Linked DNA regions of Mus musculus: region 1 is linked to region 2. Evidence: chromatin contacts called from ENCODE Hi-C or POLR2A ChIA-PET data. All regions are on one chromosome and are shown on one strand. The core of a region is the stretch at or near the end of the contact, and the rest is flanking DNA. Distances in the headings are between cores, read along the strand shown.

Region 1 (2,700 bases), core at 154-2,653, 41 kb before region 2:
TCAAAAGCTGGCCTGACTTAAAACTCAACCAAATAAAAAACTGCAACTGGCTCTCAATCTCTCAACTTTTTCAGACCTGTGGGATCCCATGCAATAAGCACCATGCCTGTGTGTCTACTTACTTACATTGTAATTAATTTGCTAACCAATTAAAAAATCAAGCTCATCAGAGCCACCTGCACCCGGTGGTTACCATATTGGTAGCCCATAGAGTATAGCATTTCCAGCTTGGCATAAAGTCCCCTTGGGCAGTGCAGCCGGAAAAGGGTGGGAAGCTTGCAATAGTATGGTTAAAGTAAGGTCTGGTTGTGCAAAACATTATCTTAGTAGTCATATTCCGCCTCGCTGGAACACGCAGAAATTCTACCAGTTGTTTCTTTCTTTAAGTAAATCTTTTAACAGTGAACTAACTCAAAAATACTGAGAACTCAGGTTTTATCCCAGATAAATATGTACTGGTTTCTTCCTGAGTCTACTAATTCCAAGGACATAAAGCTAATTTTAATCCGGGTGTTCAGTAACAACACTGCTACTGGGATCCTGTCTGACCGTCAAATATATTCCACTATCCCTATAACTCTTATCACTTGTCACATCAACTAGCCTGACTTCCAATATAGAAGGCAAGATGACAGACAATTTCCTTGGAGCTCAAACGTAATTAATCACAGCTGGCGTGATACAAGCTTTTAGCACACAGATCTTCTCCCATAAACCTGAGTTTTGAGCTAGGCTGCGATGATCCCCATCTATACCCCCCGACACCACCGGCTAAATGATTTATTTCCCCAGGGGTCCCAGAGGCGAGCTCTGACAGCAACATCTCTGTGTCCTCTGTCCCTCAGCCTGCATGCACACTGCACTTCCTTCCACTACCACTTCCTAGCTTCCTAGCTTGCCTTCTTGGAGGACTTCCCACCCATTTGGGTGACAAGCCTAAACGGTGCCTCTCCGCCCGGCCCCGAGGGCTCCCCTGCCTCACGCCCACCGACAACGGGGAGGAGCCACGGGGCACCCCACGCTCGGCGGCCTGCATCCGGCTGGGCCCGCAGCCCCGGGCCAGGCATTTGGCTGCCACGACGTCCCTCAAGTTCCCATGACCTCGCCCCACTCCCCGCCGCCCCCACGCGCCCCCACAACCTCTGCTTAAGACACGTGGAGGCACGGCTGCGCGTCCCGCGTGGAGAATGAGAGGGGACAGAGATGGCGCGGTGTCTGCGGCGGCGGCGGCCCCGGGACACGACGGGCAGGGGGGCGGGGAGTGGGGGGAACCAGAGATTGTAGAAAGGGAAAAGGTGACTGAGCTAGGCTGGAGGGGGTGGGGGTAAGATGGCGAGAGCGCCACTATGAGGGGCGGGGCGGGGGTAGCGGAGCCTGGGGTGACTAGAGGGACGGGCCAAGCCGTGCGGCGAGAGCGCATGCGCACCCGGCTGGCCAGCGCGCGCGGTCGCGGGCCTGCTTCTTCTACTTCCGCCACACTCCGGGGGCGGGGCTTCGCGCTCCCGCCTCGGCGTACGGAGCGGCCCGCAGCCACGCGGCGGAGCCTCAGAGCGGGAGTTGTGATGAGTCGAGTGAGCGATCTGGCAGAGGAGCTGGATTTGGCCTGTGGTGACTCTGCAGACCGTAGGAGTGAGCCCGAGGAGCTAGGATTATTGAGAGTCGGTGATCTGCACTGGGAGAAGGTCTATGCAAGCTTCTCTTCAGGGGTTGGTCAGGTGACCAGAATTGTTTCCAATGACAAAGGGGCGCAGAGTTAGGAAAGACTCTCTCCTCAGAGAAGCACTGTGTGAGGACTCAGTCCGTTCTAGGACCTGGGAACACCCACCTACCCACCCCTACCGGCCCTTGCGCAAAATCGAAAGCCTGTGAAAACTCATCTGCAAAGTTACCCCACCCCACCCCCGTTCCTTTCTACAAAGTTCCATTACTTTAAAAAGCATGCTTTAGTTAATAACTTTCACTATTGGGGAAGCTTTATAAACAAGCAGTGGTGATTTTTCCTTGCACCACTTATATTGAATTGTATGTATGACCTGTCTTCCCGTGTTTGATGGTTGCAGGTGTAGTACCTTAATGAACTGGAGACAATTGTGTGTGATGTTTTCACTCGGCTGTTTAGAAAAGAAAATATCCACTATCCTACCATTTCAAATATTATTTTTATTATATTATTTTTACTATTATTATTTATATTAGTCACTTTTTTCGCTAGGGTTTTACTGCTGTGAATAGATACCATGACCAAAGCAACTCTTAAAAGAACATTTAATTGTGGCTAGCTTACAGGTTCGGAGGTTCAGTCCATTATCAAGACAGGAGCATGGCAGCATCCAGGCAGGAATGGTGCAGGAGGAGCTGAGAGTTATACATCTTCATCTGAAGGATGGTAGTAGAAAACTGGCTTCCATGCAGCAAGGATGAGGGTCTTAAAGCCCACACCTACAATGACACACCTACTCCAACAGGGCCATACCTTCTAATAGTGCCATTCCCTGCGCCGAGCATATACAAACCATCACATTCACCTTTACCAGGTCTTTTCAAGCACTACTTACTTCATTAATGTCTTGCCTATGAATGTATGAGTTCTGAAATAATCCTATTTGCTGAGTGTCTTTAAAACAGCCATTCATCTGATCATCTCCTCTCTGGATTGCAATTGTCTTGTGCTTAGTCCTCTGTAACTGCCAGACACTTCAA
Region 2 (2,828 bases), core at 149-2,648:
TCTGTCCACTCCTCAACCCCCAGAGCGCCTCTCAGGCACAGGAGCACGGGTCCCCAGACCATCTGAGCACAGCGATCCACTTTTTGTATTTTCTAGTCTCGAGTTGCAAAGAGGCGCAAACAACCTCTTTTGCGCGCTCCGGGTACCTTTTCTGGGCCCTGCTGGGCGCGCGGGGAGGGAAGGTCAGAGAGTGGCAACTGCGCTAGGGAGGGTCATGACAGGTCCCTTGCTGAATTTGGAAGGCATTTGCACCCCAGCAGTAAAAGCCCCAAATTAATGGCTACGTGAAGAGCTTTAAATAAGACGGATGGTGAGAAATGTTACCCAGCTAGCCCTCTTCTTTAGTCCTCCTAGGGGACGACTCCCAATTTTTCATTGATTTCACCAAATCACAGTTGCGTCAACTACCTTGTTACGAATCGCCGGGGATTTTGGTAAAATGATTCTATTTGGAAGCGTTGGAAGTTTTAAAATAATAGGTTAGGCAAGACATATAACAGAACATCACGCTGAGAGGTGAGCCAGCCCGATATTGCTTCTGCCTGGTTCTTGGGGTGTATCAGCCTCCGGCGGATTTCCCGGCTTCTGTGGGCGCCGCCGCACGTTGTTTGATTTGTTTTGAAGGCTCAGAATTTGAGGCTGGTCGGAGACACCCACGTGCTTCTGATTCCCATCAGTATAATGATCGCCTCAGTTTGAGTCGTGTCTATATAAACCACAAAAACCTAATCATTAGAAATCCCAGCCTCCAAAAACCACATTTTAGGTAAAAAAACAAACAAAAAAAAAAAAAACAAACAAAAAAAAAACAAAACTGCTGCCGCTCCCCGCACTCCTTCATCTCTCAACCACAATCTTTTGGGGATTCCAAAATCGCCTCCCCCCATAACGCCGGGAAACAAAAACATAAATAAATAATTACTGAACTTTTTTTTAAACTTTTTATTTTTAACCCCCCAAAGTGGGGAGTGGCTAGAAAGACAGTTAGACACTAGACTTAGTCTGAGACGAAGACTACACTTAATAAAAGATTGGGAAATGAATGGATAACCGCTGTGTATTCCCCCTTTCCCAGCAAGCATTTTATCAACTTACAACTTATTTTAATTACCAAGCTGTCATTTTTTAGTTCTTTTTATTAAAAAAGCAACCCATCCTTATTCTCCAATAATGACAAGAAGGAATATATAAGAAAAGTGTCCAGACATCCGTTAGAGTTTCTAAAACTATTTTGACAAACACTCCTGTCACCCATTTTGGTGTCACCTAAGGGGGGGCACTCCCGAAGCCTGTAAAAACCTGCCCCCCGCCCCAACCAATGTGGGGTGGGGTTGGGGGCAGGGTGAAGAGTGCTCAGAAGTCAACGTGGAGACTTGAGAATTTCCCTTCCTCCTCTCCTGAAGTTAACAACGAAAAATTAACGCCAGTCGGAGCAGCCTGAGGCTCTCCCGCTTCTCAGCTTTAGCGTCGTCAGACCGAGAAGTGGTTCCCGGTCCTGAGGGTGAAGTGGGGAGCCGAGGACGCAGGCGGCGATGTCCTAGGCGGGGACCTCCTCCCTACAGCTTCGGGCGCCGAGCGAGCGCAGCGGCGCTTCTAGCGGCCGGCGGGCGGCGGCAGCGGCTGCGATCCGCAGGCTCCAGATCTGTCGCCCCGAGATCCGCTCTCCCCCCGCCCCCACTTACCTCCCGGCACCTTGAAACGCGAGGGGGGCCCGGGGCACTTTGCAAAGAGCAGGAGAGACGAGGCTGCGAGCTAGACGGCGGCGAAGGAGAGGGCGAGAGGAGAAGCCGGGGAAAGGAAGGACTCGGCGGCCGGAGGACTCGGAGCGCGCTGCCGGCGCGGGGAGCGCGCAGCGGCCTCGGAGGAGGAGGCGGAGGAGGCGGCGCGGGCAAGCGACGGCGCCGCGAGCTGGGCAGCCGCGCTCTGCTTGGCGGTGGCGGACAGCGAGGAGCCACACGCACCGCCGAGATGGACTGCTGAACCTGCGGGGCTCCACTACCGTACTGGAACCCGGAGCGGGGCGCCAGCGCACCCAGGACACGGTGCCCCAAGGGGCCCCTACTGCAAGCTGTTAACTTCAAGTCCCTTGCGGCGGCTGGGCCAAACACGCCCCCGCGTCCCGCTCGTTGCAGCCACCGCCAGGGACTCCCAAGCCTCCCGGTGGAGATCCGCGCCTCTCGGGTGTCCCCACCCGCTACCCCGACTCTGTCCGGTCTCCAGTCGCCGGCCCCCAGCAGACTCCGCCCGGCACACGGCTTCCTCGAACTTGATTTCTCACCTCCTCTGTCCCGTCACCTCCATCCTCTTTCCGCCCCCGTCTCGCCTCCACCCCCTCGATTTCCTCCTCCTCGCCCCCCATTTCCACCCTCCTCCCCCTCCCCCGGCCACTTCGCTAACTTGTGGCTGTTGTGATGCGTATTCCTGTAGATCCGAGCACCAGCCGGCGCTTCAGCCCCCCCTCCAGCAGCCTGCAGCCCGGCAAGATGAGCGACGTGAGCCCGGTGGTGGCTGCGCAGCAGCAGCAACAGCAGCAGCAGCAGCAGCAACAGCAGCAGCAACAACAGCAACAGCAACAACAGCAGCAGCAGCAGCAGCAGCAGGAGGCGGCCGCAGCAGCAGCGGCGGCAGCGGCGGCGGCAGCAGCGGCGGCGGCCGCAGTGCCCCGATTGAGGCCGCCGCACGACAACCGCACCATGGTGGAGATCATCGCGGACCACCCGGCCGAACTGGTCCGCACCGACAGTCCCAACTTCCTGTGCTCCGTGCTGCCCTCGCACTGGCGGTGCAACAAGACCCTGCCCGTGGCCTTCAAGGTAAGAGACTGGTCA

What was found. A loop is a pair of places that touch in the nucleus more often than their neighbours do. ChIA-PET counts read pairs that join two places held with the same protein, here RNA polymerase II (POLR2A).
Region 1: a loop to region 2 is called in a map of left cerebral cortex, with 7 times the contacts of the local background. The contact joins the promoter of Supt3 here to the promoter of Runx2 in region 2. A Hi-C loop is called at or near these places in 8 of 37 maps with a recorded cell type or tissue (Patski, T-helper 1 cell, T-helper 2 cell and 2 more). POLR2A ChIA-PET finds 5 or more read pairs at or near these places in 1 of 5 experiments (Patski).

Annotation. Positions count from the first base shown.
Region 1 is chr17:44,775,869-44,778,568 of GRCm38, reverse strand. Supt3 (SPT3, SAGA and STAGA complex component) reads right to left here and starts at 1,403. Exons shown (of 12, transcript NM_178652.3): 1 at 1,141-1,403. It also overlaps a transcript of Runx2 not described here.
Region 2 is chr17:44,735,218-44,738,045 of GRCm38, reverse strand. Runx2 (runt related transcription factor 2) reads left to right here and starts at 1,398. Exons shown (of 7, transcript NM_001145920.2): 1 at 1,398-2,813. The coding sequence starts at 2,412. RefSeq lists a cis regulatory region at 499-507 and a promoter at 1-1,643.